Regions from separate parts of the Homo sapiens genome. Here regions 2 and 3 are each linked to region 1. Evidence: chromatin contacts called from ENCODE Hi-C data. All regions are on one chromosome and are shown on one strand. Each heading gives the region's core, a stretch centred on a gene start or an enhancer-like site at or near the end of the contact. The rest is flanking DNA. Distances are from core to core; before and after follow the strand shown. Region 1 holds the start of IMMP1L (inner mitochondrial membrane peptidase subunit 1). Region 2 holds the start of TCP11L1 (t-complex 11 like 1). Region 3 holds the start of DEPDC7 (DEP domain containing 7).

Evidence for each region. A loop is a pair of places that touch in the nucleus more often than their neighbours do. Pooled maps may share reads with other maps.
Region 2: a pooled map shows a loop between it and region 1 (10-fold over the local background). The contact joins the promoter of TCP11L1 here to the promoter of IMMP1L in region 1. A Hi-C loop is called at or near these places in 6 of 50 pooled maps.
Region 3: a pooled map shows a loop between it and region 1 (4-fold over the local background). The contact joins the promoter of DEPDC7 here to the promoter of IMMP1L in region 1. A Hi-C loop is called at or near these places in 5 of 50 pooled maps.

Annotation. Positions count from the first base shown.
Region 1 is chr11:31,506,761-31,511,278 of GRCh38, reverse strand. IMMP1L (inner mitochondrial membrane peptidase subunit 1) reads left to right here and starts at 1,657. Exons shown (of 6, transcript NM_001304274.2): 1 at 1,657-1,760. It overlaps ELP4 (elongator acetyltransferase complex subunit 4), which reads right to left and starts at 1,512. Exons shown (of 10, transcript NM_019040.5): 1 at 1,272-1,512. The coding sequence starts at 1,494. RefSeq lists enhancers at 1,208-1,497, 630-1,519.
Region 2 is chr11:33,037,050-33,041,567 of GRCh38, reverse strand. It overlaps TCP11L1 (t-complex 11 like 1), which reads right to left and starts at 1,996. Exons shown (of 10, transcript NM_018393.4): 1 at 1,776-1,996. RefSeq lists enhancers at 1,176-1,495, 1,976-2,325, 2,046-2,593 and a silencer at 1,596-1,995.
Region 3 is chr11:33,013,840-33,018,357 of GRCh38, reverse strand. It overlaps DEPDC7 (DEP domain containing 7), which reads right to left and starts at 2,480. Exons shown (of 9, transcript NM_001077242.2): 1 at 2,330-2,480. The coding sequence starts at 2,402. LOC105376615 (a long non-coding RNA gene) reads left to right here and starts at 2,568. Exons shown (of 4, transcript XR_931167.2): 1 at 2,568-3,081. RefSeq lists silencers at 2,206-2,265, 2,586-2,635.

The sequences.
Region 1 (4,518 bases), core at 408-2,907:
GGATATCAACTGAGGCTCACAAGGGAAAAACGGTGGACTATATATTTGCTAACTAGATATTTTGAATCACTTCTATTTACAGTACCATGCAACTCAGGAGGAAAATATATTTGAAACAATTAAGTGAAAAATACTTAAACTTATCTAGAAATAACCGGAAAATGAAATGAGAGAATCAAGAAGCCATACTCTTTCTCATAGGTTGCTGGTCTTCTTACTTTCTCTGCACTAAACCTATGAAAAGCCTACTTTGAGGGGAAAATAACCGAAAGAAATGTCAAACGAAGTACAAGAACAAGCAATGAGTTATATTTTATGAAAGTGTACAAGATTTAACAGACACATATCACACACTATGAAAAAAGTTATGTAAACACAGACGGGGTTTTAATGAAACAGCATTCAGAAATTAATCTAGAAGCTTTATTAACACAGCAAATCTGTCCTACCAACTTAATCTGGTCATTCCTTTGAATATAACAGTTATGAAACAAGCATATTCTTCAGCAGGCTTCTCATAAAAAATTCCAGAGATTTTAAAGGAAAGCCTAAGAACTAGACTTTTCTCGTTAAAATGTGAGTTAAATTTAAAGATGTCGTATGGAATGTAGCAGCAATCAATACTGGGAAGCAAAATGTATATAGAAAAAATAAAAAATATATACACAGATTTAACGCAGACACTATCTAAATATCAACGACAGGCTCAAAATACTTTATAAGGATTATGTGTCAACATAAGCCTTTAACATTCGCTCTCTTAAAGCCAAAATGTTTTAAGATTTAGAACCAGAGAACAGGCAGTCTGACGGTCAAAGAGGGGAAATCATTTTTTTCCAGCATCTTCTAATGAAGTCTGTCTCTCACAATTATAAAAACTTTTGCAGGCTGGTCTAAACCGTGAGCTGCCTGGAGAAAGCAGAAGGGAGGTATCCTGAATGAAAGCCAAACCATCTCCATAAATTAATGTCTTCCCTTGACTAGAAAGCATTTCAGGGTAAAAAGCATGTACGAATTCCTCCGTAATATGAAAAGGGGTTGGAGGGCAGGGAATGAAATAGAGAGCGAGGGCACTAAAACATGTTTAGTTAACAGCGCTCAGAAGTCTCCACACAACCCGTATTCCCCTCCATCTCAATCAGACCAGGCTATTCTCTCCTCCTCCGAAGGTTTAGGGGTCAGAAAGAGATGTGGGGTCAAAGTGGCTTCCCCGACAGGTCCCCTCCCTAAGTTTCCCCTCGGCTGAGCCCAGATCTCCGCTCTGAACCGACCTAAGAGCTGGTCTAGGGCTGGGAGCCCGGTTGATACCAGCAGCTGTCCATTCCGCACCGACGGTCGCGTGCCCGCAATGGACACCAGTCGAGGGCCGCTGTCGTTGGTCACGCTGGCTCTAGGACCCCTCCTCTGGAAACTGGTGACGTTGCTCTTGCTGGCTGTCGCCACTGCAGACCCAGTACTCGCGGCAACACTACCGCAGGTTGCCACTGCCGCCATCTTAGAGCCTCCAGTGTTAACCCAATAGGAACTCTGGGAACGCAAACACCCGTCCTATCAGAACCAGTGCCAAACTCCCGCCTCCTCGCCCCAACCGCGGCTCTCGTAACCAATAGGACTGAGACGTCAGTCCCGAGCCAACCAATCGGAAGGCGTATTGCTGAAAAGTGCGCCCTACGAAAGGACGGTCGACTTCGGCGGGGCCCAGGTGAGAAAGGCCCACCTGTGTCCTGGTTGAGGGTCTCCAGGGTTCTTTGGGGCCCGAGGTAGGTAATATCACGTAACGTTCTTCTCCTTTTGAGTGCCTTCATTCACATTGAGTTAAAGAAAAGGTTGGTGAAACAATAAACCCTTAGGGCTTATCAAGCAATTGCTAGCACCTTTCTCCGCTGTGTGTGAGGATAGACTTTTTTCCTGCTCATTTATCTTCTGATTTCTGATAGAAAATTCACTCCGCCTTCCCCACGATGTCTTTTTCTTAATTTTGTGTTATATGGAAAGGATGGGATCTCTTACCTTAATGAGTTGGTTGCTGAGCGTCTGGGCTTAGTTCGTTAGTGCCTAGTGGTAGGTGGTTTGGAATTAAACCTTAGAGCGAAAACTCTTGAACTTTGAGGCTATCTGGTTTTCCTGTGTCTGACAAACTATAGCTCTCTGACAAGTTCCGATAAGAAGCTTTTGTTAATTTTAATTAGTGTTTCTGGAAGTCTTGGATGTCTTTCCTAAGCGGTGTAAATGACAAGTGTTACTCTGACAACCTTGTTCACACATTTAATTGTCGTTTGCTGTTAAAGCAGCTGCAAATAACAGAAAATACTTAGGGTTTCTTTCCCCCAAAAAACTGCTAGGAAGAATTAGAAGTATACCTACTTTATTTTATGAACCCTGAATCGAGAGTTTATTACTAAAATACCAATTTTATGTGTGGAAAAAACATGTATTTTGAGTTGTATTTTTGTATTTAATTTTTTTTTCAAAACTGAGCAGGGACAGTGGGTAACTGATGTTTAAAGGCAATCATGATTGACAAATGTCTAAATTGAAAAGGACTCCCAAATCATTACCGCACTACTGAGTTATTGACTTTGACAGTGATCTGTGATACCTTTTAATTAGAGCCAAACCTCATTGAAATTCTTGCCATCGAATTGTTTTAAATCTCACTGACCTGTTGAAATTTTTGGGCTGATTCTGTTTGATAAATTGAAATTAGTATTGCTAAATAGTGACTGGAGTTTTTCATTTGGGGAGGATTTTTGTTTGTTTGCTTGTTTTTTAGAATCATGTTTAGGAAAAAACCCTGTTTCACAATATATCAACTGGAAAGCTTTGATCAAGGTTGCTTTCATATTGAATCTTTAAGTTACTCAATAAATAGCTGTTGAGTGATTACTGTCTGTTTGGACTTAATCTTGTCATTTTAGACCTATGGTAATAAAAATGGTCTCACCTGGAGGAGATAAAATTAACACATAGAAAACAACATAGTACTTAAAATGAACACATTAAATAGCATGTGCTAATTTTATCCTGTAGTAAATAAGCACTAGGAAGACCAAAAGAAAAAGTGACAAAGCAGTCCAATATCAGATAGAAACGTCTTGAATTTTTTTTTTCTTCAACTTTTGTTTTAGGTTCTGGGCTTCATGTGCAGGTTTGTTACATAGGTAAACGTGTGCTGTGGTGGTTTGCTGCACAGATCAACCCACCACCTCGGTATTAAGCCCAGCATCCATTAGCTATTCTTCCTGATGCTCTCTGTCCCCCCACCCCTACAAATATTTTTGATGCTGTGAACTTTTTGAAATGCTACATATAATTATTATTTTTTGACAGATGGCATTGTTTTGTGTACCTCATGATGCTATGAAGTGTATGTACATTCCGGAATCGTTAAATCTAGCTAATTAGCAATGCATTACCTCACATAGTTATCATTTTTGTGGTAAGAGTACATAACATCTACACTGTTTACATTTTTTTAAAGAATACAATATATGATTATTAACTATAGTCAGCTTGCTATAAATTCATGTTATATAATAGATTTCTTGAAATTTATTCCTCCTATCTAACTGATATTATGTATCTTTGACCAAATTCTCCCCATCCCCCCTGCCAACCATCCTGGCCTCTGGTAAACACCATTGTACTCTCTGTGCGATGAACTATTAGATTCCACCTATGAGTAAGATCATGTGATATTTGTCTTTCTGTGTCTGACTTATTTCACTTAACATAATGGTATAATTCGTTTTTATAGGCTTCTGTATTACATATTCCCTTGTTTCCTACTGTATTTACTTAACCCTTTAGATTTCCCAAGATGATGATAGTGGTGCTTTGTTTGCCTCATTACTAGAACTGAAGAATTATTTTCCAACTTTGACTTGGACTATAATTCTGGAAAGATGATCTATATACACACCAGAGTATTCATGAAATTAGGATATATATCTGGTATAACACTATCGTAGGATAAATATGCTTTTGTTTTTTTTTTCTGAGACGGAGTCTAGGTGTGTTCCCCGGGCTGGAGTGCAGTGGCGCGATCTCGGCTCACTGCAAGCTGTGCCTTCCTGGGTTCACACCATTCTCCTGCCTCAGCCTCCCGAGTAGCTGGGACTACAGGCGCCCGTCACCACGCCCTGCTGATTTTTTGTATTTTTAGTAGAGATGGGGTTTCACCGTGTTAGCCAGGATGGTCTCAGTCTCCTGACCTCGTGATCCGCCCACCTCGGCCTCCCAAAGTGCTGGAATTACAGGTGTGAGCCAGCGCGTCAGCCAAATATGGGTTTTTTGTTTGTTTGTTTTTTGTTTTCTTTTTAGACGGAGTCTCGCTCTGTTGCCAGGCTGGAGTGCAGTGGCATGATCTCGGCTTACTGCAACCTCCGCCTCCTGGGTTCAAATGATCCTCCTGCCTCAGCCTCCTGAGTAGTTGGGACTACAGGCATGCACCACCATGCCCAGCTAATTTATGTATTTTGAGTAGAGACAGGCTTTCACCATGTTGGCCAGGATGGT
Region 2 (4,518 bases), core at 747-3,246, 1.5 Mb before region 1:
TGTTGGCCAGGCTTGTCTCGAACTCCTGACCTCTAGTGATCCGCCCGCCTCAGCCTCCCAAAGTGCTGGGATTATAGGCGTGAGCCACTGCACCTGGCCCAGGCCTGTATTAATATGAAAGTTGTTTTCATGTATTTTCCCTTTCGAGACCCATCTTAGCTTCCAACACCCCACTGGAGACACCCATCTCCTCTGTGTCCTAAATCCTATTAGGGTCAGGAAATGCTCCAAGATCCAAAGGATAACATTACCAGCATATTCTGTGAGAAACGACAAACAAAACGCTGCTAATTTTATTATCTTCACATGCTGAGAAGGAGCCCAGGAGGGATGAAGTAATTCATTCTGTGCAGTGAGGAGGAAAGGGAGGATTTCTAGGTCTCTAATGCTCAGCTTAGTAAACTAACCCCATCCTTAAGATTGAGTTCAAGTCCTGTCTCTTCCCAGGACACTTCCCGGACCTCACCAGTGATTGCACCTTTCTCAACTCCTGCAGGGCTGGCTAGTTGACATTTGGCATTTGTCACTGCCTTAAATTCAATTCAAAGCGTGCTTATTTAAATAGAAAGATGCAAATACATAGTCTAGAGGGGGAGGCAGACAGGCTTACAAGGAGCCATAATGAAACTTAAGTGGCATTATGAAATTGCCCAGGGAATATAGCAGAGGAAGAAACTAACTCTGCCTGGGAGGAGATTGAGAAAACCTTCCCAGAAAAGATGACATTTGAACTGATCTTTAAAAGGAGTAGGATTTCACCTAGTTAAAACATGTCTGGAGGGGGAGAGGAGGGGGAGAGGAGGTGAAAAGGAGGGCATTTCACTCAGAGGGCAGAAGCCAAGGCACAAGAAAATGAGAAAAGGAAGTGGCTAGAGATGATGGAAAGATGCGTTGGGGCCAGATGGTAAAAGTGCTAGTTTTTATTTTAAAATTCCCCACCTAGATTTCGAACTTCTTAAGAGCCAGGACCAGTCATATTCCCCACTTATGCTCCATCTGTATATCCCCCAAATAGACACCCACAAGTATCTGTTGATAGAGATGAATCCCTACGTCATCTCTGTGATGTCACTGTATCTGGGAGGCTGGGCGTTGGTTTCAGACATACCTGGGCCCCAATTCTGGCTCTTTACTAGCTGTGTAACTTCAGTGTCCTCCTCTGTAAAACACAGCTACCTACCTGCTCGGTTTGGGGGGAGATGAAACGAGGGATTGTGCACGGCAGGCCTTCTACAAATGGTAACTCTAATTAAAGGGCTCTAGGATGCGGCCACGAACCATTTAATTTGCTTATATCGCGCGCATCCATTCAACCCCCACTGTGTCTAAAAAGAGAGCCGAGGGGAGGAGGATCCTCGCACTTGCCAAGAAGACGGTCATCCGTCGGCGCTGCACGCGGGCCTAGGCTGGACACAAGAGGCTCCCCAGCAGAAAGGGTCTTTCGGCAAAAGAAAAAAGGGGCTCTGTCCCCCGGCGCCGGGAATCCCCTCCTCTGGCACTGAGCTCCACTCGCGCCCGGCGTCCGGATTCCGTTGTAAACAGCTGTTCAGGCCAGCGAGGGAGTGGCAGGGCCGGGAGTAGGGGAGGACGCGGGCGCGCCGAGAGGACAGCCTCGAGGGGTGAGCTCCACCCGCCCGCGGACCCCGCCTCTTCCTCGCCTGCCCCCGACATCCCGGGATGGGATCCGACGGGAAGAGGCGAAGAGATGCCTGCGACTTGGACCGCGCGCCTCCCGGACGGGCCCCGCCAGCCTCCGCCCCAGCTCCCGCTCTCACCTGCCACGGAGTCGGCGTTCTCCCTCCTGCCGCTCCCGCCGCGAATCAGGCGCGGGCTGGCGCCGCGGCGGAAGCCGGAGGGATGCGCGGCAGGCAGGGGCGGTTCAGCCTCTGCCCCTCCGAGGCCGCATCCCTCGCCACGCGGCGGGCGGTCCTCCCAGCCCGACTCGGGTGGGCAGCGGTCAGAGCGGCCGCTTCTCAGCATCAGGAAGGAGGAGACTGCTCTTGGCCGGGAGGCGCCAGCCCAATATAGGGCAGCGCCATGTCTTCGTACGGAAAGGCGGGAGGGTCTTTCCCCTGCTTGCCGAAGGGGTTCAGTAAGCGGTGACTCGCAGCTGGGCGGCGCCGTGTTTCCTCAGGGAGAGGTGGAAAACATGGCCGATGACCGCTCAGGGGGCTCCGTGGCCAGTGGCTCCCAGCCAAGAGTCGCCCGCCGCACGCAGTGAGGCGCCATGTTTTCGTACGGAAACGCGAGAGGCATGGCCGAGTGCCCGCCGATGAGTCTCAGCTGGCGGTGGCTCGAAGCTGGGGATGGCCCGCCCCTAGGCGCCATGTTTCCATACGGAAAGACGGAACGCGCGCCGCATCCCAGCCGCTGGTGCGGGTGACGCGAGGAGAAAGGGAGGCGGAGAAGGCGCGGGTCAGTCAAAAGAAGGAATAAGAAGCCATTGCATCTGAAACCTTCCCCGCCCGTTCTTTGAAATTTAATTTTGCCATCCTGTTTGTAGCTACACAAAGTTTATTCCCCTTCTCTCATTTCCTCAGCTTTAAAAAAAAGTTAGTCCGGGCGCAGCAGCTCACGCCTGTAATCCCAGCACTTTGAGAGGCCGAGGCGGGCGGATCACGAGGTCAAGAGATCGAGACCATCCTGGCCAACATGGTGAAACCTCGTCTTTACTAAAAATACGAAAATTAGCTGGGTGTGGTGGCGCGCGCCTGTAGTCCCAGCTACTCGGGAGGCTGAGGCAGGAGAATCGCTTGAATCTGGGAGGCGGAGGTTGCAGTGAGGCGAGATCGCGCCACTGCACTGCGGCCTGGAGACAGACCGAGACTCTGTCTCAAAAACAAACAAACAAAAAAAAACTACAAAAAAGCAGATGGGGTGACATTGGTGCTTTCAAACACTGCTTCTAAATAGATCACATGTGGGTAGTTATTGCTAACGTATTGAAGGCCGAGTGCAATACCAGACCCTCAAACCATTTACTAACTTGCACATTAAAGTCTTTGCTTTAAAAAAAAAAAAAAAAAGACAAAAACAGAAGTTCTCTGGTGAAGATTCACTTTTTGGAGGAAAAAACACCAAAAACCCTTAAGATACTCAACTAAATGGAACTGTTAAGATCTACAAAGAATGGCTGGGCGCGGTGGCTCACACCTGTAATCCTAGCTCTTTGGGAGGTCGGAGGTGGGTGGATCACAAGGTCAGGAGTTCGAGACCAGCCTGGCCAATATGGTGAAACCTCGTTTCTACTAAAAATACAAAAAAATTAGCCGGGCATGGTGGCATATGCCTGTAATCCCAGCTACTTGGGAGGCTGAGGCAGGAGAATTGCTTGAATCCGGGAAGCAGAGGTTGCAGTGAGCCGGGATCGCACCACTGCACTGCAGCCTGGGTGACAGAGTGAGATTCCGTCTGAAAAAAAAAAAAAAGATCTGCAAAGAAAACATGCAGTTCTTCTGAGTCTAAACTCGTACCATTAAGTCTCTAGTGTTTTTCAGCCCTGACTACAAATACAACTTGGAATCTCAGGGGCAGGGGTTGGAAAAGTATCATCCAAAACTCCGGGGAGGGTGATGCCAGACAAGTTTTAAAAGCTCCCTGGGGAAGCAGGCTAGAACCTTCCTTAAAAGATTAATATGGCTGGGTGCAATGGCTCACGCCTGTAATCCTAGCTCTTTGGGAGGTCGAGGCGGGCGGATCACCTGAGGTCAGGGGTTCAAGACCAGCCTGGCCAACATGGCAAAACCCCGTCTCTACTAAAAATACAAAAATTAGCTGGGCATGGTGGCAGGCGCTTGTAATCCCAGCTACTGGAGAGGCTGAGGCAGGAGAATCCCTTGAACCCAGGAGGCAGAGGTGGCAGTGAGCGGAGATCGCACCCCTGCACTCCAGCCTGGGAGACAGCGAGACTACATCTCAAAAAAAAAAAAAAAGGTTAATATAACCAATTTTCACTTGGTTAGGAGCAAGTGAATGAATATACTCAAGTTCCACCTGGAGAGGATACTGCAACAATACCAAAATCACTGATTTAATTTGGGATATTTCACTTGTAATCTTTTAATGTTTTGTACTGTTTCAATATTCAAAAAATACATATAGACACATTCCATTTTGATCTTTGGCTGCAAGGACTGGAAATTCAAATTACGTTAAGGTAAAGGGAGTTCACTGCAAGGACATAGGACTTGGAGGGAGAAAGGTGGCAGCCACTCTAGAGGTCGGCTACTGCTCCTGTACACACAGGATCCCTCTTGTCACATCTCTGCTTGCTGTAGTCCATTCCACTCTTTATGCTACAGGCTGGTTTCTGTACTTTCTTAATTGACGCGCCTCATAATTTAAATTTACCTATATAGAATTTGATTGGCCAAACTGATTTTTGAACAAAGTTAGTCTCATTAGCCTCCAGGGAAGCTGCCCTTGGATCAGGTGCTCAACCTTGGTCTACTCTGCTAGGATGATGGCAAGACTTACGGTCAACTAGGCATTAGGTGTCTATGTGGGAATGGGTCCCCA
Region 3 (4,518 bases), core at 1,231-3,730, 1.5 Mb before region 1:
ATTGTCAAGACAACAAAGAAAAAGGACATTTGTTGGATAGTAACCAAAACCTCATGAAAATATTAATAGATAAATGTAAAGAGAATTGTGTTTATGGTGTTAAAACTTGACAGTTGTGACTGAGTGGAAAAATTTTCTATACTATGATCCCAAGATTACAACACTTTTACTGGATATTGGTTCTGGTAGTCCAAAGTTTATTTTCCTGCTAGTTGGCATTAGAGGCGTCATGCTGAAGACTGCGATTGCCTCTGAAAAGAAGGCTGCAGGTAGGTAAAAGAAGTCTACCAACAAGAAAAATTTACAATATCTACGAGAATTATCAGCAAAAGCAGACATTGGTCTCTGCTTTAATTCACATACATTAATGAGACAGCATATGGGAAGTACTTTGAGCTCCCTGGAAAAGTGATACCAGGCAAACTCAAAGAATTAGGTTACAGTATAAAGGGATAACAGGATAACAGACTACTTTCTTGTTTGTCGTATTAAAAGACAAGTGTTTTTGACATACTGGCTGAAGACTGGCATATAGATCTCATTTCTTGTACATAAATCAGGTCCCTGGTCATTACAGCCCCTTTAAGGTAAGTGAGAGTTACTAATCGGTGGAGAAACAAAAGTACAAAGCTGCCTGCCAGAGCACACAGAAAGAGAATGGCAAAGAACCAATAACCGTGTGCTCCCACTACCTTGCTCACTGGAACTATGACAAGGCAACTAAAGGGTGAAAGAAAGGCTAACAAATGTTACCAGGTCGGGATTCCAGCGGTAGCAAGCAAAACGAGTGAGAACAACAGCGGGCCCCTCTCCGTCCACTGCAGCTAGTGTGCCGAGGACAGTGTTCCTTTGATTCCTGATAACCAGCACTTCAACTCTTCCCTTAGAGAGTTATCTACTTAATTTCTGAATACATACTTCCTTACACCATCTAAGAACCTGTTCACAAATGCCCAAAGCTCCAGAATTGGTATTTCAGCTATTAGAGAAAACAGGGTACCATGTTTTTATTTTAAGCAGGTGACATTTGGGAATTTCCTTCACTGAGTAAGTGGGCCCAAAAGATTTCTCAAGACTGTTTTCAATGTCATTTGGTTTTAAATTCCCAAATGTCTTAGCATTTGTCTTCTCTTCACAACATAAATCAAGGAGACATTCTCAATGTGGCCACTATGTGCTTACCTGAATCCTTTACATGGAAGCAGACTAAGGTCAATATTATGATTTTTCTTAGAAAAGGACAAGTGAAAAATGGTTCTCTACCATAATCTGTCGTTAGCATTTTGAAGATTAAAATGAGCATTAGTGAGTAAGTCAAACACAAGAGTGGGGCCACTGAGAAGCACCCATTTGACCCAGAGGAAGGAATCACAGTTTCACTGGTTGGTGTTTTTACAAATGAAAGGCTTTTGTCAGAAAGGGAACTAATTCCTACGACATCCCAGACTGGAGCTCCAGAAAGGGGAAAAAGTTGTAACTTAACCAAAAGAAAAAAGCCAAGGGTTATCTGAGTATCTTAACAGTTATCTGAGTCACCCCTATTAACTGGGTTGTAGATCTGCTATAACCAGCATTTTAGAAGTGATATCCGATTCTCTTCATGTGTTTGAACATTTAAAGAAACCAGAATCCTAAATCAACTGCCCCCAAAAGACACGATTAGGCCCGTGGCAGAATTTGCCAACTTCCCTCCTAATTTCATGTAACTGTTTTTTTAGCCAAAAACTTCTATTCACTAAAATACTGCTTATACATAAAGTGTTAATAAATACCTTTTATGCCAAATTCCTGCCAGTAGAACTCACATAAACCTCTCATCCCTCCCAGGAAGAGTCTGGGGAGACAAGCTGACTCTTGACTCCTAGCAGTCTGGAGAACAAAGTGGGCAAGGGAGGAGCTCGGCCCCTGGCCATACTGTGTCGTCAAGGTTTGTGGTTGAGACAGGGGGCAAAGAACTACACAAATTCCAGATACCACACTTGTCACCGGTAGCACCGCGGAGCATATCCCGGAGCTCCCCGGCGCGTGCCTGGCACGTTAGCGGGCGCACAGACCAACGCGCGGTCAAGTTGAGAGTCTGGGTAGAAAGAAAAAAGCTGGGCTGTGCGGGCGGGCTCTGCCGCTTGCAGCCCACCAGCCAGAGAGGAACTCGATCCGCCCGCTCGGCGGGGGCGTTGGCCAAGTGGTCGCAGCTGTGCTGTGCTCGCCCAGCCGGCCGTTGACAGGCGCAGGCGGCCGAACGCCCCACGCCGCCCGCCCCGCGCCGGGACCCAGCCCGCGCACCCCAGCCCGCCCCGCGCCATCCCAGGCGGCAGTCCTCGGCACCTACCCGGAGGCCTGTGCGCGGGGCTGTGGAGAGCCGAGAGGTTCAGCGCAGCAGCCTTCTCCTGCACGGTGGCCATGGCCCTTGCTCCCCGGACGCCAACTCCTCCAGCAGCTTCACAGCTCCCTAGCTCCCTGAGCGCCCGTCTGTTAACTGTGCGGGGCGTGGCTCCCTGCAGGCCCCGCCCCCGCTGCCGGTCACGTGTCTCTCTGGCAACCACTGAACGTAGCCCGCGGCGCCAGCGATCCAAGTTTCCTCGGGCGCGATGCCACGCGAGCGGTGGTCGGGGACAAAGCGGTTCCCTGGGCCGGCACTACGCGGCCCGCGGCTCACACCAGCGGGATTCGAACCGCGGCCTGCCGTAGATTAACTCGGGACCAGGCCGGGCGCGGTGGCTCACGCCTGTAATCCCAGCACTTTGGGAGGCCAGGGCAGGTAGAGCACCTGAGGTCAGGAGTTCGAGAGCAGCCTGGCCTACATGGCGAAACCCCTTCTCTACTAAAAATACAAAAATTAGCTGGGCTTGGTGACAGGCGCCTGTAATCCCAGCTACTCGGGAGGCCGAGGCACAAGAATCGCTTGAACTCAGGAGGCGGAGGTTGCAGTGAGCCGAGATCCACCACTGCACTCCAGCCTGGGCGACACAGCGAGACTCCGTCTCAAAAAAAAAAAAAAAAAAAAAAGAAATAGAAAAAGTCGGGAACCTGGCAAGCTGCCTAACTGCTCTGTGCGTCGGTGTCCTCACCTGTGATGCGGGGGTAGGTTTAGTACCTGCTTCACTGAGATGTTTGTTTGTTTTTTAACGAGGTTTATAGGAACCAATTCAGGTTCAGCATTTAGTAACTGCGTCCGGAACGTAAGTGCTTAAAATTATGTCATAGTAGTAGTAGTAATAGTGATAATAACAATAATAATCGAGTTTTTCAGACATCCCTACCTGTGCAGAACAAACAAATCCTATGTGGCCCAGGAGAGCAATGTCTAGAGGTCACAGGAGGGCAGCAACGAAAGACCCTGGGACTGGCTGCCAGGAAATCTGTGCTGCCTCCAAAGGAACTGTGGGTCGGGTGGGTAGGGACAGTTTGCTGCCGGTTGGAGTGAAGGTGAGGAGAGAAAAGGAGGAAGGGCTATTAATGGGACACATCTTAGTTACTTGGAAGTTGAAGCCAGGCCAGGGATCCAATGCTGGATACCTCTGAAAGGATGAGTGGTCTTAGAGACCAATAATCCAATTGCCAGACACTTGCCCTTTTTTTTTTCTTTTTTTTCAAGTTTGGGAATTTTGCAATGATTTTCAAAACGATTATGACGTCTTCTTAGAAGGAGGATGCTTGTGTGATTTAGGTGTAAATTAGAATGGTGTTTAAGTGGGAGTTCATTATTTAGCTTATTGGAAAGAGCTTCTACATGGGATTGTTTCAGAGAATACATACTAAGAAGCTGCCCCTGGGGACTTGGGTTTGTGGGTGGGAGGTGGGGGCCAGTTGCTGCTGCTTAGTGTTAGAAAAAGCTGGCCAGGCACGGTGGCTCACGCCTGTAGTCCCAGCACTTTGGGGGGCCCGAGGCAGGGGGATCTTCGAGGTCAGGAGTTCGAGAACAGCCTGGCCAAGATGGCGAAACCCCTACTAAAAATACAAAAACTGTCCGAGTGTGGTGGCAGGCACCTGTAATCCCAGCTACTTGGGAAGCTGAGGCAGGAGAATCGCTTGAATCCAGGAGGCGGAAGTTGCAATGAGCGAAGATTGTGCCACTGCACTCCAGCCTGGATGACAGAGTGAGACTCCATCTCAAAAAAGAAAAAAAAAGGTTGCCAACCAGTTGGCAACCTTTTTTTAATGTGACCTCTTCCCCTGATGGTAGTAAAACCCTGCTTTACTTCTGTTTAAGGATTTTCTTTGTAATCTCTCAATTGGCTGCTACACACAGAAAGAGGATGCATTCAGGGCTGGTTTCAGGCACCCAGTATACCAATGAACTTTATCCCGTGCTGTATAACTGAATGAACACACAAGTCCTCCCTCACTGCATGGGAGGGGGGAAAAGCTCATCTGTCTCAGAAGACAAATCTTGAAAAACACTAATATTTGAAAAAGCTTGGTGACCTCAGTGACCATTTTGATACTTTATATAACATTTCAGAGAGTTTTTCACCAGGTTATGCAATAATTGTTTACCTCTTCTGGAATGCTGAAATG